3 separate regions of the Mus musculus genome follow, and regions 1 and 2 are each linked to region 3. The links are chromatin loops, found by intact Hi-C in ENCODE. Cell type or tissue: left cerebral cortex. All regions are shown on one strand.

Region 1 (8,000 bases), 240 kb before region 3:
CAAGATGTTTTGAAAATATATTGATAGAAGCATCAGGAAGGGGGGGCATAAAAAAGCAGCTCTCAGACTCCAATGCCAGCTGATAATACTCTCAGCCCTTTGGTTGTGAAGAAGGGCTGGAAGTATGCACATTCCACAGGATTTAATAATGGCTACAAAGTTGTTAGACCACATACAGAAGAGGTCGATAAATGGCTATGAAGAAGGCTTAAATTGTCCCGATATAATCTGGCTCTAGACTGCCAACATTCTAATCTGTCCACCTTGATGATTGTTTAATCAGTTAATTAGCCTTGCAGAAGGCTGAGTGCAAGGTGTGTTTCTTGCCAGGAATTTTCACAGTTGTAAATGTTGAAGTGAGGGGAAATAGTACTCTAATTTGATCCCATGTTGTATTATCTATTCTGGAGCTCTTCTTTCTCCATACAATCTTTTAAAAATATAAAAACAAGCAAACAAAACACAAAATACAAACAAACATAACAACATAAAACAAAGCAAAAATAAAAAACCAAGTATATTAAAAAGTCCGATTGGGGCTTGGGTTGAATAACATTTTGACCAAATTGAAGATTTCTGTCCATGAACAAGATTTACTTCTTCGGTTTTGTTCATCTGCCAGAATCTTTTTTTTTCTGTTTTCCTTTAAATTTTTGTTTACCATACATCCCACTAAAGTTTCCTCTCCCACTGCTGTCCCCTCCCCACTCTTCCCAGTTGCACTCCCCTCTCCCTAACATCCACTCCTCTATCCATTTTCTTTCAGAAAAGAGCAGACCTCCCAGGGATATAAAACAAACATTGCCTAACAAGATGCAATAAGACTAGGCACAAACACTCCTATCAAGGCTGGGCAAGCTAACCCAGTGGGAGGAAAAGGGTCCCAAGAAGAGTCAGAAGATACCCCTACTCCCACTGTTAGGAGTCCCATAAAACACCAGGGTAACAGCACAAATTATGTGCAGAGGACCTAGCACAGATACATGCCAGTGCCAAGACTGCTGTTTCAGTCTCTGGAGAGCCTGGGAGTCTTTCTTAGTTGATGTTTGTGAGCTGTGTTCTCTTGGTGTCCTCAAACCTTCTGGATTCTTCTGCTAAAATTAAATGATTTTCCTCTTCTAGATTTTTCTACACATTTTGTTATGCTTATACCAAGTATTTCAGTTTGAGGATGCTAATGTAAATGGTATTATATTTTCAAAGAGAAATTCCATCAGTTTGACTCTGGTAGATAATAGAGCTGTAGACTCAGGATGCCACAACCCATTGAACTTGTATCCTACAACCAGACTGTATCACTTCAGCTGTAGGGTTTGCTTTAAGGTTCTTGGTTTGTAATTTTTTTCAAATATGCTACAAAGCCATGTAACAAAGATAACATTATTTCTTCCTTAATATAAAGATATCCCTATATCCTTGTAGATGCTTATGTTTCTAATGTATTTACAAATCTTAAAATGAAAAACCGGCACAGATTTGCTACAGCATAACCTTGTGAGACAATACATTGCTCAATAGCTAGACTAATTTATATTATACATTAGTCATATACTACTATTTCTGTAAGATATTTAATGTCTACTCCTGGTCGTTTCCCAGAATGTAATACATTGCTATTAATGGCAGTCTCTTTGTCATATAATCCCTTTTGTTAGCTTACTCTTCTTGTCTAGGTGAGATTTTTAGGTTCTTTGACCAGGGTCTCTTAACTGCACTCTCAGCACCCAATGAGTGCCATTCTCTTGGGCATATTCTTTCTCATGTTAAGGACAATGCCCGCTCTTTCTAGCTTATTGAATTTGACCATGAAAGGATTTTGGATTTTGTCAAATACTTTTCTGCATATCTTGGCATCACTCCATTTCTTCTTTAGATTTTGCATTGAATTTCAAATGTTTTTTTCAATTTCAAGCCAAAGATGGCTTTCATGCTTAAGATAATTTTGATCATGATGCTAATTTTCCCCTTAATAATTATACTTTAAATATCTATATGCCCTTTCCTTCCCAATTATAATGCTAATATCTGTGAGATAGCCTAAATATCCAAGAGAAAATATTTAGCTCATCATTATTCCATCAGTGATGATTAGCCTTTTTTTTGCCCTTTCAAGTACTTAACCACATCATCATTCCTTTGACCTCAAATTACTTTGGCTAGGGGATAAAGAGGATGATGGAAATCACTTTCTCCCACACAATCCTGTAATTAAATATGAATGTTACAGATGTACTCACTGTAAATTCAAATAGAGAGACTTGTTTTTCAATACAAGTTTACAGCAAATTTTACTCTTAAGCTGTTGAATGCATCAAAGGGCTTTTATTTCTCTCCTGCCTATATTTTCATATAATTTAAACTCTACTTCAAATTATCTGGATAGACTTGATACTCTGGCATTAAGTATGGATCAGCGGCAAGCACTTAGTCCTGTAAAGTGGAGTGTTGGCTTCTTTATTGTCTCCTCGTAGAGTGTTAGGCACAGAATGGAAGCAGAACCCCTATGTGCAGTGTCTTCAGGTGGTGAGCCAGACACACAGGTTAGCACAGTGAAAAGAAGCAGCAGCCTACAGCAATTAAAGCCTATAGCAATTTCACTACAATATGGTCCCTAGAACCTAATCCCTCTGGCATTCCTCCTCCTTGCTAGATACATTTGCTATGTGTGTTGGTTGGTTTTAAGTGAATTTGATATAAAGTAGAATAATTGGAAAGGACTCTCAATACCTTCATAACATTGGCCCGTGGGCAAACCTGTGGGCCATTTTCTTGATAAATGATTGGTGTGGGAGGGCCCTTCCCTTTGTAGGCCGTGCCTTCTCTGGGATGATGGTGTGAGTTGCATCCTGAGCAAGCCAGTAAGCAGCAAACCTCCAGGGCCTCTGCTTTAGTTCTTGCCTCCATGTTCCTGCCTTAAGCTCCTAGACTGACCTCTGTCAGTGAAAGAGTAACCTGAGCTTTGCAAGCTAAAATAAACCCTTTCTTTCCCAAGTTGTTTTTGGTCATAGTGTTTTATCACAGCCATATGAAACTCTGACTAAGTGACTGTGGTAGGAAATTGTGTCGCACAAAGTAGACCGCCTCTGACTTTTTGATGGATAAAATTCTAGTTACAACCTAGCACTCACCTACTGCTGAATGTTTCCTGGTGAGCAGGTGAGTAAAAACAAAGAAGGAACCAATGTTGTCCCTGAAGCAATATAAAAATATGGAAAGCTGTACTAATTCGCTTCACTCTAGTAACCATTTGCTATCTGTGCTATAAAACCATATTGCCTGCCTTATATAGACATAAGATTTTAAAAAGAAGACATCAAAGAAATCTGACATCTATCTCCTGCAAGCAGTATATTCAAGAACATTATCTAATAGTCTACCAGATAAAGCAAGCCTTTCGTTTTGTTAACACAGCATAAGCAAATTGGCCTATCATTCGCTCGAATAATCTCTCGCTATTATGCATCCTGCACTGTCATAAAAATGAAACTGTGTGCAGGTCTAAGTAACCTCACATATCTTCTAACAATCTCACAACCCAACAACTGGCTTAGCTAAAATTTATAGCTCAACACAAAGGAAGGTCATATGCAATTCATATTTGAGGAATAATCAAATCAATATTAACTGAATAACATGTATTTCTAGAAGTTTGCCAAGGCCAAGGTCATAGGAAAAACTATGATTTTTCCAACAGTCTCATTTGTATCATGTAAACGCAGACCTATCTATAGTGGGATTTTCAGGGTTATTACACTCTGCAGCAATGAGGATCACTCCCTTTCTAAAAAACAAGCAAAGCTGTGTTTTTGAATCAGATTTAGCATAGCAAAATATGTACGGCTTTGTCTTATAAATCCAACACGCTTGATGAGAATACAGCATGCTCTCAATGTTTGATGGTCTTTTACTGCTAAGAAAAGAACAAGACTCTAAGCAACATGTAGTATCCATGGTAACGTGTAGCTTGTCATTTGCTGTTCACAAAGGGAAAATTAATTCCATTTATTTACACTTTCAAGGATTTCATGCATTATAATATCTTGAGGGAATTCAAATGCAGCCTTGCTTATTTTGTTTATATGGTAAATTCATCTCTATTTTACAAAAGCCCTATAAAACCATAAAATAGAATTAATGTCATGGCGATGTTGACCTTATTTCCTTTGGCAACGTGAAGGTAGCACCATGAATTTAAAGTGTTTTGTTGTTGTATGTTTTTGTTATTGAAATAGTTTCCTTTAATAGAATTTTCAAGCTCCTGTAGAGTGAATCCATTAAAGAAGATGGATCTTGGGAGACAATTTATATGAAATTCAGTAAAATATAAGACCACAGTCATTTTTATTATTTCTTACTAGAAATGAGGACAATACCAATTTTTCTTGCCACCTTCACTCTTTATTTCTCTCTTCTCCATGTGGCATCTTTCTTTCCCTTACCTAATTCCTATGCCTTTTCTTACTTCCCCGAAGACTAACACTTAAGGAAGTGAGGTCTGTTCACCCTACTGTAGGTGATTGGTGAAAGAGCAGGCACCTTGTGATTTCCTGATACAGCACTGGAGAAAACCACTTTGGTCTACACTGTTCAGAAAGGGCAAGAATTGCTCACTGGTTATGGGTCACTTACTTCCGTCTCTAAACCCTGGGACTATTGGCCTGTACAAAGCCCAGCTCAGTAATGACCCATCTGTCATATAAACCCCTGTTATAGATTCTGTGGGTGCAAAAAGGTTTTAATAAACAATCTTGATATAAACAGTGTTTCCTTAGAGTCATAACACAGTAAAAGGAAAGGAGTTCTTTTTACTCTACAAAATAAGCTAAGAACACTCCCGCTTTATAACCAGATCGCAAAGTTCTTCTTTCCCTGTATTTCTCTATCACTCTGGAGGAGTGGGTTAGACAGAGCAACTTCACATTTTCACTGAGTGTGAGCTTTTTCTGTTGATCAACTGACCATCCCGTTTGCAGCTTTAGCAGTTTGGACCCACCCTTTGTGTGTCTCTTGTGGGAGCAGGGATCTGTAGTCACTGGACTGAGTCTGACCCTCTTCTTAACTCCACAGTCTCAGCACTGCAGTACACTGACTGTGTACTTTCATAGGCCACTTCATCCTAGTTATTTTAGGTTTTTAAATATATATATATATTGTGGTATGTAAACAGGATGACCTAGAAGTTGAATTTCAGTCATCTTAGGTCACCATTAAGTTTTAAAATACCTAATAGTGTAATAAATATTGTAATAGACTGTGGCTTTCCTCCCAACACCAATGCAAAAACTAATATCTGAAATACTAGTTGTTGAAATATTTCTATTAAAAACCTAAGGAATCAACCACGTAAAACTAGCACATTTATTTAATAGCAGCTCCACTCATAAGTGACAAATTTAGCTGACTAATGGTCTTCTGATTGGTGACTGTAACAATTGTGGTGGGACCATACTATGTAATATTATTTAGATATCAAGAATAAAAATGAGGTACCAAGACATGAGAAAACATAGAGGAACCTTTCACATATGTTGCTGAGTGGGGGAAAAAAATCAGTCCAGGATACATATTGTCTAAGTTCAACATGGCACTTTGGAAAAGTCAAAACTAACCCAATCTTTAGAAGAACACAGTTCCCAGTGATGAAAGGAAGAGAGAAATAAGCAAAGGAGATACTTAAATCATGCAAACTACAGAGAGGTTCCTTAGACATTTATCAAAACCCATAGAAATTACAAACAGAATCTGAGCCCTAAAGAAAAGCAAGGACTTAATTAACATATCAATATTAACTGCAAATAGTGCTTTATACCAATTCAAGTTGTGCACATTGGTTCTGATCGTTGGGCAAAACTGTAGAGTAGCTGGGTTGACCTTACAGAAACTTTGTGCCCCATGATTAGTTTCCTATAAATCTACAATTGCTCTAAGAAATAGTTTATAAAAACAAAACCAGTGAATAAACAAAAATATTTAACACATCTTTAACACTGTGAAAAGGGAAATATTGCGGAATGGATAGGTTTAAGTGAGAATGGGGGCAGGGAGCTTGGGAAGAGTGAGAGAAGACGGGCCAGCCAAAGCAATGGATGAAAAGGCTGATACTTGATTTACTAATTAAAAATAAAACAGAATTTGATGGCAGTACTCCTGTGGGTAGATAGATAAAGCTGCTTCCATAAGTTGTAAGTTGTTAAATGAAAATCCAATCAGAGAATATCTTCCTATGAGGTATAGTCATGGAGTCTCCAAACCCTCAAAACAATGCAGGCAAATTATCATTGCTGTTAGTTTCCCGCCAGAACTAGATGGTAAGAGCTTCTTTGTGAAGGCATCGCATCCTCTGAGTCTCAGACTTAGAGAAATTAGGGTGGAACTGTCTGGAAGCTTCCTCACTAGAAGGCTATCCCTCAAGAGTGCCAGAGGCTGCTCTGTGGGTTCCTGAAGGAGAACTCTCACCAATAGATTTACTCTGCTGTAGATCTTATATGCATACTACCAATCAGACAGGCAGGAAGTGCCCACTAGTAGTAATGCCACATCTGTTAGAGGGATGATAAACTACTTGCTGATTAGATTCGTAGCCCACTACCACAAGAGGGAGTTCATGTTTGGTAGTGTAAACCTGGTTAAAAGCCCATGGCTGCAGAGGTCATAGGCCTGAGTGGGGAAGTTATTAACGTTGTTTCTGCTTAATGACCATAATATTCACATCAAATTGCCTTTTAAATAACTTTGTTTATACCTACTTCCTTCTTAAGCAATCTTGGCTAATCAATCACAAAATATGAGCATTTTATATACAGAAAGTGAGTTGCATCCTGATTTACTCGAGACTAAATTCTACCTCTAACTGGTATCTCCATTTAACTAAAAAGAACTTAGGGTACCTTCCTTTTACAGACAGACCAGATTCATATGCTGAATCTCTAATCCTCAGTGCGACTGTATTTGGAGATATATATCCATTAAGGGTATAATTGAGATTAAATGAGGTAATGTAAGTGGTAGAACCAAATCCTGTATGCATTGTGTCGTCATTTGAAGAGGAAGGAGCACCAGGGGGTTTATGCAGAAAGAAAAGACCAGCTTGGGGACACAAGGAGGTTGCTGTTTGCAAGCCAGGGAGAAGGGCCTAGAAGAGAACACTCCTCTGTCACCTTAGTCTTAGACTCCAGACTGCCAGTATTGTCAGATGCCAGAAAGGAATTGCGTGTTGTTTAAGCCATCCACTTGGTGGTGTTTTGTTACAGGAACCCTAGAGGCTACTATAATCCATGTCTACTCTAGTACTTTGGTTTGAGTAACTGCCACTTTAGCCTTCATTAAAGCATCTTATTTTTCAATTATATTAAATACTTCCTAGTGTCCTGGAATGAGATTTCTTCAATCTCTTGATTTCCTAAGAAATAAAATTGTGTACCTTTTATGACATATATTGTGACTCAAAACAGTGCCTTAGACAATTTATTATATTATGTTCCCCGGTGAATAGATATCTAACTTACGTGACTACTTAGGCTAAGCTTTGGCAGAGAAAATTTATCCTACAGACGTCTATGTTCTTTAAGTTGTTACTATGTCAAGCAAAATGTAAGGTTTTGAAAAAGAACAGTAGATGGATTTAAGTTGTTAAAGCTTAAGCAGGATTGCTAAAAAAAATTCGTTAAACCCATTCTTAATAAAATCTACATGTTCTAAACAACTTCTCTTAAGAATACAAAATATGTAAAAAATCATTTTAGTTGGCATATATCCATTGTTCAAGGCAATGGGTTTCAGAAGGACACTCATTTTGTTGACGTTTATTGTGTACTTTGACTATAGTTATGTTCCTTGCCTGGTCCTTTTAAGAAAAACAGTTTTAAGTTTTCACTTGTTAATGCTAAGACTTCATTGCACTTACCTCGTCTGAATATGGAAGTTGTTTGTTGTTCCTGTGTGCTCATAATCATGAATGGCAGCTGCAAAGACCATGGCTAAAATTTCCAGTTCAGTGAGCC
Region 2 (8,000 bases), 260 kb before region 3:
CACATAAAAATAAAACTATAGATCAATATCCCTGATGAATATGGATGCTAAAACTCAACAAAATACAATTAAACCAAATTCAAGAACACATCAAAAATACCATCTATCACAATCAAATTGGCTTCATCTCAGTGAGGCAGGGATATTTCAACGAGTATAAATCAGTAAATACAATCTACCACATTATCAGACTCAAAGACAGAAACCACACGATCCTCACATTATATACAGAAAAGGTCTTAGAGTAAATCCTCTAACCTTCATGATAAAAGTCCTGGATGACCTCCAGATACAGAGAATATATCACAGTCCCCCCAAAAGGCAACATACTGTGAGCCTCCAGCCAACACTATGTTCAATGATGAAAAACATTGAAATGTTTCTGGTAAAATCAGAAATAAGACAATAATTTCCACTCCAGTTAAATACAATCTCAAGCCTGACGTGGTGGCGCACACCTTTAATCCCAGCACTCAGGGGGCAGAAGCAGGCAGATTTCTGAGTTCGAGGCCAGCCTGGTCTACAAAGTGAGTTCCAGGACAGCCAGGGCTATACAGAGAAACCCTGTCTTGAAAAATAAAATACAATCTCAGCTAGACCTATTAGACATGAGAAGGAGATAAAGGCGATACAATTAGGACAGGAAGAAATCGATAGGACTTTTACCCATTAAGGGTCATAAACGCTTCTCCTACCTCTGACAAAATATCTAGCAAGGTAGTGGGATACAAAATTCATACATACTCTTCTTGCTGTTTTCAAATGCCCACCTCACTGCAAGAATTGTAACATATCTTCCTGAAACCTGTTAACTACTGAATAGTGGAGAAAAGATAGAGGCCTAAGAAATAACAGATTGATGGTAAGGACATATTCTTCAGTCTAGATGAATAAATCTAACCCAAACTGGACATTCTAGAATATTAGAAAGCATTTGTATTTTTAAAAGCCTGGTATCAAACAAAATCTACATACACCAATTCTAGACAGTTATATTCAGCTCCCTTGGAGAAGGCTCTCCTGAGTGAAAGTGCTCTTTTAGGGAGCATTTTAACTACAAACTCACTTTATTACAGTGAGCTTTCTTCACACAGTGGGACAAAGGATTTACACCTTTCCCCTGACAATGATTAGCACGATGCTCTGCACATCTGAAGATGAGCTCGGGTGTGAGGAGTGCTGAGATGGTGGTGACACCTTGGGATTCTCATATAGCTTCAGTAGACACTGTATCACCTTCATGTTTGCATCCCATCTCAGATAAGAAACACACTCTCACTTCAGGGACTGAAGGTTGTTTGGTAGTCCATAGCAGATTAGCATGGCCATATAAACTGACAGTTACTGACTATCGAGCAGACATCTTTCTGTTTTCATGTTTCCTATTTTCATTTGTTATTGTGAGACATATTCATATAAGTGAGAACATCTCATATTCTTGGTCCCATGTTGGTGAACCTGTTTAGAAAGGACTAGGAGGTGTAGGCTTGTCAGAAGAGATGTCTCCCTGGAGTGAGATTTGAAGTCTCAAAAGCCCACACAATTCCCACTGCCCTCTCTCTGTTTATGGTTATAGATCAAGATGTGAGCTTTCAACTGTTCCTTTGTGAACTCTAACCTCTGAAACTATAAACCAAATCAAAGCCTTCTTTTATAAGTTGTCTCAATCACAGTGTTTAATCATAGCAGTAGAAAACCCAACATACAATTATGTGTGTATGTTATATACGTACATATAGATTCCATGCATACAAGAGAATAAGCATGAAGAGGTCAGATTTAGGATGTGTTGGAAGGAGAACAGACAGGATTTGATACAAGGAGGGATGTAGAGTTTACAATGTTTAAAGTCATATGCATACACATGTATGTATTGTATACTCCGTATCACGATCATCTTTAGCACCTATGCATTTTATAAATATGTGTCTTAATTAGGGTTTCCATTACTGTGATGAGACACCATGACCAAGGCAACTTGTATAAAGGACAACATTTAACTGGGGCTGGCTTGCAGGTTCAGAGGATCAGTCCATTATCATCAAGGCAGGGAGTATCCAGAATCCAGGCAGATATGGTGCAGGAGAAACTGAGAGTTCTACATCTTGATCTGACTGCAGCCAGGAGAGAGACTGGCATCCACAGTCAGCTAGGAAGAAGCTCTTTCAAAACCCACTCCCACAGTGACACACTTACTCCAGCAAGACCACACCCACTCCAACAAGTCCATACTTCCTAATAGTGCCACTCCCTAGACTAAGCATATTGAAACCAGCATCATATGCATAGAAAGTCTCCTTTCAGACATCTAAAGTCTAACTTCTTGCTCATGCTGTTGCACACATACTGGTGCAGGTCTCTCTCTTTTGTTTCACAGTTTGGAGTTTAGTCTACACTTTCATCTTTCTCCTAGATGGCATAAAACTGCCTCATTTCTGAACCTGGGTGACATTTTTGCAACCCAAACGAAATAACATTTTCTGCTATGTAGTCAGAGAAATCATTGTTAGATGTTAGTTGAAATCACTTACATGTCGTCTGAGAGATAACCCTACATTTGGCTTTCCTTTTGGGGGACCAAATAAATGGCCTGGTCATCTACATCTGGAACTACATTCCCCTACACTATGCCTGCAGAGTTCCAACCTGCCCCCTTTCTCCCCTTTTTCACAGGCTTCCCTGTTTCTTGTGTGGGAGGCAAGCTAAAACTCCTAGTTTGTACATGGCTATTCCATGCATCTGTTGGAAAAGGTCTGATCTTCCATGGCAGGCTGCTCCCTAGCCCTCTTTCCCCTATCCTCTTCTATTTATCTACACCATCACTTTCTTTGTGAAGGCTTTCTGCACATCCCTATTTCAACTACACTCCTGCTCATGTTTAGCATCACTGACCTTCCTGAAGACTGAAGCAGGTCTACTCAGTTTCCTCTCATTATGAAACCACAGTACCTTTAACAGCCAATGCACACAGTGGTTTCTACTCTGGATACCCAATAGTTCATAATGCTTTTATTCATTTAAAATTATCCACTGCAATTACGCGCGCGCGCGCGCGCGCGTGTGTGTGTGTGTGTGTGTGTGTGTGTGTGTGTGTGTGTGTAAATGTATCTGCAGTTGTCTACAGGGACCAAGAGAGATCCTGGGGCTGGTGCTTATCATGGGTGCTTGGAACAAAATCTGGGGCCTCAGCAAGAGCAGCAAGTACTCTTAACTACAAAGCCATCTTTCCAGCCCCAAACTTTTACTTTTGACTAAAATGCTAGACACTCAGATAGATACAGCAAGAGCTAGTGGCTTTGCTTGGTGCTGGCACAGGCTTGCAAGTACCAGTGACAAAGCACAGGGGTTCTTACAGAGTTTGTCATCATGTTACTATCCCTTATTTCACATCTGCATGGCCACCATCCATCAGCACACACATCTGCAGCTCAAGTGACATAAGCAGGAGTATCCTTTCTTAGCTAGCAATGGGACCAACTGTCTCATGAATGATCAATTTCAGAAACCAGCAAGAGTTTGTGTGTTTTATAAAAGAAGCACATCAAGTGGAAGAAAGCACAAATTATTAAGGAATTAGCGACTCCTTAATGGTAGCATCATCAACAACTGTACCTTGGGCAGCCAACTCTTTCCACCTCTCTTTGTTCTGCTGAATGATGTCCACCAGGTTGTTTTTGAAACTCTTCAGATCCACAGCTGAGAGCGAGTAGTCTGGGGCATAGCTCCCATCACACACGGAGCCTTTTGTATTTGACCGCCTCAGAGAGTCAGCAACATGGAACCCAATCATGGTGGACGAGCTACCATTGACAACGAAAAAAAAAAAAAAAAAAAGACAACTAGGTCAAGAGACCATACGAGACAGGTTTATAGACCCATTAAACAACAGTCACATGGGCCCAGATGTAACACGTGGCAGGTGCTTAACACAACCCCCGTCCTCTTTCCCACATGGAGTGTATTCTGACTATGATGTGGCTTCTACTCACTCCTCCCAGTTCCTTCCTCCCACCTCCCCTCCCATCCATACACCATTTGTGGACCATGATCAGTTGCAAAGGGAGTGCACTACAGTATATAGACACTAGATGGCAGTACTACCTAATAATTACTGCAAGAACTGCAGGCCTACCTTTGAGGAAAAGAATAATTACTGGGTAAAACCTTTAATATATGCAAACGAAGACCTATTATACCTGCTTGCCCCGTAGTTTGAAGACTGTGACTTTGAAGCTTCCTCTATAAGAGGAATGACAATTTTCTCTGTTGAGTCCGTCAGGAGAGAAAACGTTGGCTCCACTATGAAATCAATGAAACCTAAAAAAGCAAAGCACACAGAATGGGAGATCCAATCAAGAATCACAGTTTCCTAAACCACACGGTAAGCCACAGTGAGGACTTTCTGGTACACATGCAGAAAAACAAGTGCTCACTAGAGAACTGGCTAAGCTGTGGACAGTAACAACCTTCAGAGGCAGCTACTTTGGGTAATAATGCATTCAGTAGTGAGAGCTGATAAACTAGACTTCCTTAGCCCAAGGATGTGATCTTTCCTATCTGACATTTTACGCCTTATGCTGTCCTAGCTCTTGAGCCAGTTCTAATGATCAAGAATGTCTTTTCTTAGGGCCCCCAATGGAGGAGCTAGAGAAAGCACCCAAGAGCTGAAGGGGTCTGCAACCCTATAGGTGGAACATCAATATGAACTAACCAGTACCCCCAGAGCTCGTGTCTCTAGTTGCATATGTAGCAGAAGATGGCCTAGTTGGCCATCATTGGAAAGAGAGGCCCCTTGGTCTTGCAAACATTATATGCCCCAGTACAGGGGAACGCAAGGGCCAAGAAGTGGGAGTGAGTGAGTAGGGGAGTGGGGGGGGGGGGTATAGGGAACTTTCGGGATAGCATTTTAAATGTAAATGAAGAAAATACCTAATAAAAAATTGGAAAAAGGAAAAAAAAAGAATGTCTTTTCTTCTCAGTGAGAGGACATTACTCTTATGAATGGTCTTCGTTTGGTTTTTGGTTGTTGAATGTTATGCACACCAGAAAAAAATAAATTCTATCTAAACTCTAAGAAGACCAGATAATTAAAAGTCCCCAACCCTCAGGCCACAGAAGGACAGCCACTTTTATTTTATCCTATTTTTTTTCCTGACTGCATCAGAGTGATTTATCAGCACATCCTTATTTCAAATTGCTGTTTATTATTCTCTGGATGTAAAGCATTCGTTCACAAAGTGTGGGCATATGCTGCCGAGCCAGCAGAGAGGACACTACAATCTCCAGGCGACAGCACTAATCCCACCACTTTGAGATGTCAGCATTGAGTGCTGACTTAGATTTAAAGTGCTCATCAAGATGGAGAGTGACAGGCAAAGAGCAGAGCCCTGACCATGGATGTGTTTGCTTCTTAGTAGTGAGGAAAGGGGGATTAAAAACAATAACCATTTTAAGCTCTGGGACTGCAAAACCTTGTGGCCCCAAGAGCTATTAGGAGCTTCTGCCTTGAACCCACTGGAAATAGATACTAACATCTAAATACAAGAAAAGAAGGGTCTGGAAGTGACATACATGCAAATTATCCATTGAATGCTTGCCCAAAGTCGTATATGCTTGACACTTCTCAAGTATATGTTGGGACACATCTCAAAATTTACAAAAAATCCTACAATAATCTTGTATCTTAATACTTGAATTCAAAGTGAAGTTAACTGTTCCCCTAGACTTTTAACTCACTAGAGCAGGTAGACTGTCCAGTGAGTCCGTACCTCTTTCACTAAGAGGAATGTGTATCAGAGCCACTAGCCACCGAATCAGCCCAGCTTGCTTGATGAGATTCTGAGTTTACAACATCCACACTTTCTGAATGGTGATAAACACCAGATGCTGTTTTATTGGCTGAACAGTGTTTGGAAGTTGTCTGGGAGGGGAAAGGGTTATAGCCAGCCACTTTCCTACTGTCCTGAAGCTCTGTAATAGCTACACCAGAGCCCATGTCTGGAGAAGGGATACAGATTCATACATCACATGGTTCCGTAAGGGGGAGGCTGGCTGTCGGAATATTATCAGAGATGGGCAAGCATAGGAAATAGTTTAGTAACCTGGGACTCAGCTGGTTGTGTTACACATCCCTCTTGTCAGTACTGCTCTTGGCAGTCTAGCTCCTTGTATGCTCCGTGCATACACATATCCCTCTTTATACAGTTCATCTAACAACCATAGACTGCCACCTGCATCCTGTTACATCTATAGCCCTCTAAAGATAATGATAGGATTCCACTTCCCTAACAATAGTCAAAGCTAGAATAGTTTCTATTCCATCAGAAGCATTCTAGGAAGTGGGCTACGTGGTAGGAGAATGACCATGTGGTCTAATCTAGCAATCAGAATATAGAGCTGCTGTAAGTATATCCCTTAGAACCTGGCCTCCCCTTCCTTCAGAAGACATCAAGAGACTCTGGGCTGTAACATGGGTCCCTGGTCAGGGAGATCTATTGCTTTCCTTTAAATTTAATTCCCTTGCTATTCCTGAAAATTTTGTATGGGCTTTTAATTTAACTCCTTGGCTAAGAAGACAAGAACCTGGAAACACCTGACCTTGGCCAGCAGTAGTGGTTTATTGAATGCATTTTGTAAAAATACTTCATTGATTTTTCCTTCAGCATTAGCTAGATCAGCCTGAAGCCAAAGCTTATCCTGAGTGTAGAGTGAGGTTGGTCTGGAAGACTTTGAACTACATAGTACCTGCATTTGAACACCAACAAGTCCCACCCACTTTTCGGGGCCACCATTCTTCAAAATTACCTATTTGCGACTGGGCAACCATTGTTGACTTCCGATCACAAAGTGGAGAAAATGGAAGCCCTAATTCAGCTTCTTTGTCTCCCTGGGGAAAGAAAGGTGAATCACTGGAATCAAGCTGGAGAACTTAAGAAAATGTGTAGTCTAGATATAGTGACTTAAAACAACCACATTTCTTTAAAGCAGTAATACCTACACAGTTATTTCATTAAAGTCTATTTTCTCCTAAGGAATTTTCTAGTGCTAGTGCATCTCTAAATATCTTTGTAGTATCCCAACCCACTGACTCTAAAGTGAAAAACATTTCAGTTTTCTGAAGACCCTATAGTCACTTCAATGCATTATTGGGAGATTAATTGACCACCAAGCTTATGGATTTTTCTTCATTTTTTTAGATTTTGCTTCACAAAGCTTTAAAAAGCAAGATTTTTTTTGTTGGACTGCTCTTTCAAATGAAATATGCATGAGTATTTTGAAATCTCTTTCTTCTCATCGACTAAGATTTATTAAATATCCCACTACAAATAATGTTTTTATCATAGGTCTAGAATACAGTTCAAGAATATCATCAGTGGTTAATTACTGAATAACAATATCCTTAAGAGTTTACATTAAAATACTAATGGCACTATCATTGTTTAAAATAGAAATGACAGACTATAGCCTATATCAGAAGAATAATATTAAAGACAGACATTTATTTGGTATTTACAATACAATTGTCCTTGACTGACACTATAATATTTGCATTTGGCTGATGTTATTGTTAAATATCTGCTATGTATAGCCTAAGAACACTCTAACAGGATACCACTCAATAGGCCTATTTCTATATTATATGGTTCTTTGGAAGACTGAAAAGGATTAATTAGGGTTGAAAAAGGCATGTTGATGTTCTGCTCTGTGTAAGCTCCATTTTAAAGACTGCAGTTAGCACATTTTCATCTAAGACGTAAACACTTGACAGTGACATGCAGATCTGGCCTTCCTGTGGATGGAGTTGGGGAGGTTAATGTTGTTTTTCTGCTTCATGTACCTTTCAATTAATTTAGAATATAAAATTCCTATTGCTAAAAGCACTGGATGCTAAAAATACATTAATTATTCAATTTCCTTATAAATATTTCAAAGTGTTATTTATTTTTTGGAATGAATAAAGGCCATGGGTACCAGGTCAGCAGCAGGGGGGCTCTGAGCCA
Region 3 (8,000 bases):
TTGAGATTTATAAGATTTTTTTCTTTTTTTATCACATATTTTCTTTATTTACATTTCCAATGCTATCCTGAAAGTTCCCTGTACCCTCCCCCTGCCCTGCTCCCCTACCCACCCACTCCCACTTCTTGGCCCTGGTGTTCCCCTGTACTGGGGCATATAAAGTTTAAATATAAACTCTAAAGTAAAAATACAAGTAAGTGATTTTTTTTCCAAACAAAGTTAGTCTCATGGCTAAAATACAAATTTTTTTGACGATTCACTTGATTACTTCATGCTTAACAATGTAAGAACAAGAACAGATTTCTTAACAATCCTCAAGAGATATTCTCCTCTAAAACTTGAAATTTAATTCACTGTATACTCTCACATAGAGTGTTACAGAAAATTGATGGTTTGGGCATGGAAGTCAGACAATATATAGCTACTGGGGACATCTAGTGATATGATATCAAGACTGCCCAGCTCCAACATATTATAAACCATTGTTTATATCTCTAGGGATCAACTGTGCAGAGAAAGTGAAGGAAAGGAGAAGAATGGTCGTATTATTAAACAGTGCTATTCTAGTACAGGAAACATATTGTAGTTTCTTGCTGCCACCATAATAAATTTATCACAAAACCCAGTATCCTTAAAATATACATAGGTTGAGTTGTCTTCTATTTGTAATGTCATAAATTTGATGTCTTTTTTTTCTGAGCTAATATAAAGGCGTCAGCTGGGCCACGTTCTCCCTGAAGACCCTGGAAGACTTCATAGTCTTCTTTCTTGCGATCCCCATATTCTTTGGTTGCATGGCCTGATTTGCCCAATCTCAGGGCTGGAATCTACAAGCTATCCCTTTTCACACCACTGTATGCTGACCTCCTCTTTGTCTGCCTGGATTCAATTGGCAAGAGGTTCTGTGACCACGTGGGGTGACCTAGGTGGTCTGGGTAATCCAGGATAAGAGATATATTTGAGAATCGATTATTTGGAAACCTTAACCCAGTGTGCTGCTTCAATCCTGTTTTCTAGGTAGGGCAACATTCACAAATGCTAGAGATTAGGAAGTGTGTGACCCTGAGGGAGACCCTAGTCCATCTACGTTAGATCTGGGGACTCTTTCACAATCTCCTTTCTGTTCTGGTGATGTTTCTGGATCACTCTTCTGAGAATGTCTGCTTGTTTTAGAAGAACATGGTTCTATGTCCAAATTCATGCTTCACAAGATGCGTGAATAAGTAACTGTGCAGACTTACATCTTAGAGTCATTTATATGGACACATAAGACAGCACACATCTTATATCTTCACAGTTCTAGCAACTAGTACATAAGACTTTGCTTTCTTCCATCTTCTCAGTGCCTGTTCTAGCTCTGCATCTGTCTCCAATCCTGCAACTTTGCATTCAGAAATACGGATTATCTTGTATTTCTCTACTTAGATACTGTGCTGAGGGGTGGGAATCCAGGAATAAAACAGGGAAGGTGAACTTGGTAGCTGAACTCAGAAGCAACAGTTCATAAGAGAAGGTAGATTTTGGAATGGAAATAAGGTTCCAGCTATTTTATGAACTAAAACCAGCCTAAAGTGGAAAGCCGGGAAGAATTTTCTGTGTAAGGAAAATCCCAGCAGAGATGCTGGGCATTTCTTAACAAGGTCTCTATTGGCACGGAAGTAGAACAGTTCCTCCTGATGGAGGCATAGCCTGAGCTCTACAGGAGACTCTTCCTGGTCTCAGCTGTGTACCCAAGACAGAAGTACTGCAAGCTGACGACATGGAAACTGCCCCTATATAGACAGCCATGGGAGCAAGAGTTACGAGAGTAAGCTCAGTCCTTAGCTGACTGAAGAAGGATGTTTATTCAAATGAACAAAGGCAGTATGCAGCCTTTCTTAGAGCCAACCTCAGATCTGGTTAGGAGGGAGTCAGAAAACAGAGGCCTGAACAGGGACTCCTGACACGGAACAGGGGCACGGAGATGCTGTGGGTGACACTAAGCCTTGAAACGCAAACGGGAGCAGCTGTAAAGGGTGGGAAGTGGGAAATTTACAGCATCCTTTTTCTTTCTTGTTCGTGAAGCTGCTTTATCTTAAGGTATAATCCCAGCTCGGGAATGCAGTGTCCATACTTCTTGCCAGTTACAAGCTTTGCCTCGTTTAAATATGCACAGCAGTTACATCTTAGAAATGGGGCCGGGCAACTTCCTGTGGTAACTGTGCATCAGGCTGCCTCCTTTAGCAAATGAGTTGATTAGAATTAAAGAGTAAGCAAGTCTTTCCACCCTCATTCACTGTCTACGTCCCTACAAATCACCCTTTACTGCTGATAATTAATGTTTATCATTAAGGTGAGAGAGTAGAAGAAGCTTAACTTGAAGTTCTCCGGTTCCATCACATTCACGATCAGAGGTGGGAACCTCTGAACATCTAAACATTTGTAAAGATAGGAGAGACGTGTGGAGATACAGAGAAAATCAGCAGTGCGACACGAAATGGTTATTCAAAGTCTGGTTAGTTTTTGTCCTATGCTCATATGACCTGAAGGAGCAAGCAATAATGTCTAGATAGCTTACGGTTTGGAGGAGTTAAGGTTGTCTTCGCTTCTGTTGAATGACCAAGTGAAACAATACATTGGGTAAGTTTCTTTGACAACTTAATGTGATTTTCCCTGAAAACTGTACACAATCAAGTTTCTAGAAATGCTTTTAGCTCATATTTAGTCATATGAGCATAGGACAAGAACTAACCAGACTTTGAATAACCATTTCATGGACCGAATCCTTAGAAAGAGTTACGGCCAAGGACCAGCAGCACCTACCTTGCTACCTGTACGTCACAGCTGTGGATACCAGTGTGGGAGAAGGAAGCTTTGGTATCCAAAAAAAACCAAAAAGCATTATTTCAAAAAAAAAAAAAAAATCAGTGCCACCAACTGAAAACAATATAAAACATTCAAATCAACTTATCACACAGAATGCATAAATTCTCTGTCACTGCAAAGCCTACAGGTGGGTAGCTATCCTTCATATGTGAGATTCTGCTGAGGCTATAGAGTCACAAGGAACTTCTGAGCAGGGGATTGAATTTGCTGCTGGAATGGTATGAGAAATGGGAAGGAAGGCTTTCCTAAGCCCTGAACTATTTACAACTTAAGAACGAGTGTATGATGATTTCAAATTACAGCTTTACCCAGGGTCTGATGTCACCGCTACTGCTCGTGTTTCCACCATCAAAGATGAGGAGTCATGTCAGGATGCTAAATTGTTGTTCTGAGTGGCAGCAAATAAAATGAAAGTGGTGAGAAAAACGTTGACCTAAAAATCGGCAGCGTGAGGCTTGGAGGTCTTCATGAGAATGGAGACAAGACTATTTTACCTTTGCTCTCCAAAAGGAACAAGAGATAAGGAGTTACATGAGCGTATACGGTATCCCAAACATTGAGTAAAACAGACCCCAAGGGGTTAATAGATGAAGTTGGGAGATGGCTCCATTGGCAATGTGCTTGCCATATAAGCACAAGAACCCACATTTGGATATCCCCAACACCGATGGGGAAACCAGCTCCAAGGCTGCCAGCTCGTGATCCTGGAACTGCAGAGGCACAGATGGGTGGATTCAGGTGTTCGCTTGCCAGCCAGTCTAGCTAAACTGGTCAGCTCCGAGATCAGTGAGATCTTGCCTCAGAAACTAAGCTGAAAAGTGAACGAGGAAGAAACTCCGACCTCCGGTCTCCATATGCGCACACACACATACATGCACACACATATGCGCACACCCGTAGATGCATCCACACACTTGAAACATGTGCACACTAAAAAGGTTCATTAAACAAATGAACCAAGTACTCTAGAGAAATTGATGCTTAATTTAGAATAGCAATGTTTCCACATGTTTTACAAAATTTGTCATTATTTCTTTTTTTTAATTAGATATTTTCTTTATTTACATTTCAAATGCTATCCCTTTTCCTAGTTTCCCCTCCGAAAACCTCCTATCCCCTCCCCCCTCCTCCTGCTCACCAATTCATCCACTCCCGCTTCCTGGCCCTGGCATTCCCCTACACTAGGGCATAGAACCTTCACAGGACTAAGGGCCTCTTCTCCCATTGATGACCAACTAGGCCATCCTCTGCTACATATATAGCTAGAGCCATGAGTCCCACCATGTGTTTTCTTTGGCTGGTGGTTTAGTCCCAGGGAGCTCTACAGGTACTGGTTAGTTCATACTGTTGTTCCTTTTATGGGGCTGCAAGCCTCTTCAGCTCCTTGGGTACTTTCTCTAGCTCCTTTCTGGAGGACCCTATGCTCCGTCCAATGGAGGACTGTGAGCATCCACTTCTGTATTTTTCAGGCACTGGCAGAGCCTCTCAGGAGATAGCTGTATCAGGCTCCTGTCAGCAAGCTCTTTGAGTATACAAACCAGTTGTGGTAGTGCATGCTTGCAATCCAAACATTGGAGAGAATGGAGCAGGAAAATTATAAGTTTTAAAGTAAGCTGGGGTAAAAGGCAAAACAATACTTTTTAAAAATTGTCTAAAATATACTATATAAAAATACCTATGAAAGACTATCCAAGTATCTTCTGTAGTGGCTTGTGTTTCCATGTTTCATGAATAAATATTTCATTTATTTTCATCTCCACTTGAATTTAACCTTAAAATGTACATATTGTATGCCAAATTAAAAATGTATAGCCTGCTGAAAAACAGCAATAAGTTTATAAAGTTGGATATCATAAAAGAAAATCAAATAAAATCCTTTCCAAATAAATATCCAATAGTGAGCACTGAGTCTATTTTATCAAAATAAGAAATCATTACAGAACTGTTTAATAGCATTCATGAGTGCCAGGATTTTCACTGCAGACACTTAAAAGTAGAAGCCAGGAGCAACACTGATGAGAGAATTCGGCTTGAGTCAGTATTGCGTTTTAAAGAGGTGAGGCATTTTCATCAAGGGGATGGGGAGTCCCGCACATCACTGCATTGGAAGCAGACTACACAAAAGACCATAATTAAACAATTTGCTTGTCATTAGTCATGCAGATTTTAAGCTTGGAGCTTCTTTCTTGCTTTGACAAGCCTCAGCCAGGAACTCTGAGAATGTCTTAAGTCAAAGTGCAAGGAAAAGGAATGAACCGAAATGCAAATTTCTTCCTGCTTGAATACAAAAGCTCTGAGTCACTTCAGTCAGTAAGAATGGCTTTAAAACACTAAACTGGCTGGAGATCATTAAGTGATTCTGTGTAGCAATCGGTCCAAAAGAACACAGCGTGTGCACACAGAGATGTAATCCACTGTCAACTCAGAAGCTCTGCTGCTGAGAGACCTCATCACCCCTCTTAGAAACGGCCATCAAACGACAAGGTGAAAAGTTAGAGAACTTTTCTCAAAAATGTTGAGTAAACACGGAATCAATTTTCTAGTTGTTTGAAGACATATTTCTAACGTCACTACGGGGTATCTTTTTGCCTCGGAGTAACTAAGGAAAAACAATATACCAAGAGCAAACAAAACATCCTGTCCTGTAAAGGAAGAATCTAAATGGGTTGTGATCTCAGTTATAGCAGCCCAGTACAGATGTTCATCCACTAGGTTAGAGCACAAATCATCTGGTAATTGCTGATGCTTAATTTGCATCTATGCTAATTAATTGTGTGAACCACTATTTGTTTCGACAGGATTATTTGTTTCTCTAGAGAATCTGCCTTCTAAATCTCCAATGGCTCTTTGAAACAGATATCTCTCGTTCGTTCAATGGCTATAAAAATGGCTTCCTTTTTAAAAGTTATTCTCTGCTGTTTGCATTATTGGGGTGCTTTCATGCGAGGCACCACAATACCATGGATTGCTTCATGTAATGGAAAATATGTATACACTGAGAGCACTCTATGTCCAGATGGAGAAGAGTAGAGAGGATTTGGACTTCTAAACAAAGTTTGATGTAGTTGTCCTTTATAAAAGCGATGACATAAGCTTGCCCATATACTACCTTTCATGAAACACTGTGTAAACATGCGACAGCATTAAAGATGGGAATCCATCTACGGGGCACTGTGGTCCTCCAGTTATCTTTGTAAAGCTAATGCCCCACTTAATTCTGAGATATGAAAATACACTTAGAAATTCCAATGACCTACAAATATTCATATTTCTATCCAAATGTTACATCGGCTTTTACAACTGGTGCTATGATTAAAACGGAGCATATAAACAGTGCTGTGGTGAAGCACTGGCCAGAACTCTCACACACACTGACGGTGGTGGGGGTGGGGGTGGGGTGGGGTGGGGGTGATGAGCAAGGTGCTAACACTAGAACCAAAGTGGATTCAGGTAATTACAAGTCGTGCTTCGAGTCACTGTACATCCTGTTCTGTATTGTTAAGAACCCGGTCAGTACACTGGAAGCAATTCGCACTTTACTAGTTAGTGAGGAATGGAAATTTAATTCCTCACTAATTTAAACCAAAGCTCTAATATGTTTGATATGCTTTTCATGTTGTTTTGCCACACAAATAATTTTCTTACTAAAATATTAGTTTATCCATCGTAGAATAAGCACAGAATAAATATGCAATTTATGATTCTACAAATCCCATCTTTGTTTTTTTTTCAAAGAAAGAAATCTCCATCTTATTTTTCTCTCTCCACTTACCTGAGAGAAATTATTTCAGTGAGGACCAAGCAAGCTGATTTCCTAGTCCCTCCTGTGCTTATCTAAAGCACACATCTAAACAACACACACAGCAGGGAGCAGAAGCCCTGGACTGTAAACAAAAAGTGATTTCACAGAGCCTTACCTTACTCCATACAAAACATGCAGGTCCAGAAACTGCTTTCAACAAGTTGCTAGCTGAAATGGGTATATTTTAGTTTTCAAGAGAAAATTTCTGCAAAGGAAACACTAAACCTCAAAGTCAAATAACACCCACAATTATTTGTGTTAACGGTCAGCTATTTATGGAGGGGAAAATATAACATAAGACCAGGAGAGCTTACTCACATTCCCTTCAGGCGCTGCCACATCTTCTCGGTCTGTTCTCCAATGAGATACTTGTAAGTGGCGTTTTCCAATTCTTCGATGTCCGTATCAGTAGACCCCATGATGATGTTCCTAGGACAACACAGGTGCAGTCAGTTTCAGCGGCTAGGACAAGCATTCCTCAGTCCGTTACAAATCTCAAGCGTTACACAGTAGCATCTCTTAGCCATCCAAACAGTTCAGGGACGCAAAGCCGAAGGAAGGCTCTGCCAGAACTGCCGTCTTTGACAGGCATATACTCTGCTCACATCACCAACGCCCCCACCACCACCAACCCAAGCAGACAGAGTATAAACAGATGCTCTGACCTCACGGGAGCAATCCACACATGTGAGCTGCTACTGTACTACTGACCGACTGCTCAGGCTATTTGCCAAGCAGCTCATCTGCAACTGTTCCGTGCACAGAAGCACATCAGAATTTCTACAGTTTACGAGCTCAATTATGCACGAAAGAAACGTGAATGACTTTCGCGCTCTACAAGAAGCTGAATTCCTCTCTAGCAGCTGAAGCAGGGCAGGATGTAATAAGAAACCAGATGGTAGGAAGCAGTACCAGCAGCACCACCCTGGGAAGAAAGTGCCTGTTTAAATACCAAGGCTTTTGTCTCTTAATTGATCTGGAAGCGGCACTTAAAAATACAGCACACTTCCTGAATAAATGCAGCCAATATTAATGACAAACACGGAGAAGAGTCACACATAGAGCCGTACAGGAGACAGACCCCAGAGCTCCACAGGTTGTTATTGAGAGAGTATGTCCATCAAGTGATGCTGGAATCGTGCTTATTCATCTTCTCCTAGCAACTCTACACAGTGGGTAACTGCCAATTTAACCAGGGAAAACACAGCAGCTGCGTTCAGCCCGCTCTGTGAATCCTTTGAGGATTAAAAAATAAATAAAATGAAATGGGTGTGAATGCATGTGTGTGAGTGTTGAAGGCAAAGGGTGTGTGTGTGTGTGTGTGTGTGTGTGT

What was found. A loop is a pair of places that touch in the nucleus more often than their neighbours do. Peaks named below come from ENCODE experiments on the same cell type or tissue, not always from the same donor. Only the 100,000 strongest peaks of a DNase experiment are listed, where the experiment ranks them.
Region 1: it touches region 3 in a loop (4-fold over the local background); 2 of 42 quality-filtered maps call a loop at or near these places.
Region 2: it touches region 3 in a loop (3-fold over the local background); 4 of 42 quality-filtered maps call a loop at or near these places.

What each region holds. Positions count from the first base shown.
Region 1 is chr2:79,879,938-79,887,937 of GRCm38, forward strand. It overlaps Pde1a (phosphodiesterase 1A, calmodulin-dependent), which reads right to left. Exons shown (of 16, transcript NM_001159582.1): 8 at 7,904-8,000. Among named protein-coding and RNA genes, the nearest start is that of Ppp1r1c, 180 kb to the left of the region's middle. In left cerebral cortex, no CTCF peak of the experiment used is centred here; a DNase peak (open chromatin) is centred at 3,904; H3K27ac peaks cover 829 bases.
Region 2 is chr2:79,861,426-79,869,425 of GRCm38, forward strand. Pde1a (phosphodiesterase 1A, calmodulin-dependent) reads right to left here. Exons shown (of 16, transcript NM_001159582.1): 12 at 6,805-6,886; 13 at 4,197-4,317; 14 at 3,613-3,800. Among named protein-coding and RNA genes, the nearest start is that of Ppp1r1c, 160 kb to the left of the region's middle. In left cerebral cortex, a CTCF peak has its summit at 4,085 (motif pointing right); a DNase peak (open chromatin) is centred at 4,067.
Region 3 is chr2:80,121,749-80,129,748 of GRCm38, forward strand. Pde1a (phosphodiesterase 1A, calmodulin-dependent) reads right to left here and starts at 7,664. Exons shown (of 16, transcript NM_001159582.1): 1 at 7,333-7,664; 2 at 6,986-7,096. The coding sequence starts at 7,086. In left cerebral cortex, no CTCF peak of the experiment used is centred here; DNase peaks (open chromatin) are centred at 2,028, 3,295, 3,550, 5,041 and 4 more places; H3K4me3 peaks cover 3,668 bases; H3K27ac peaks cover 3,601 bases.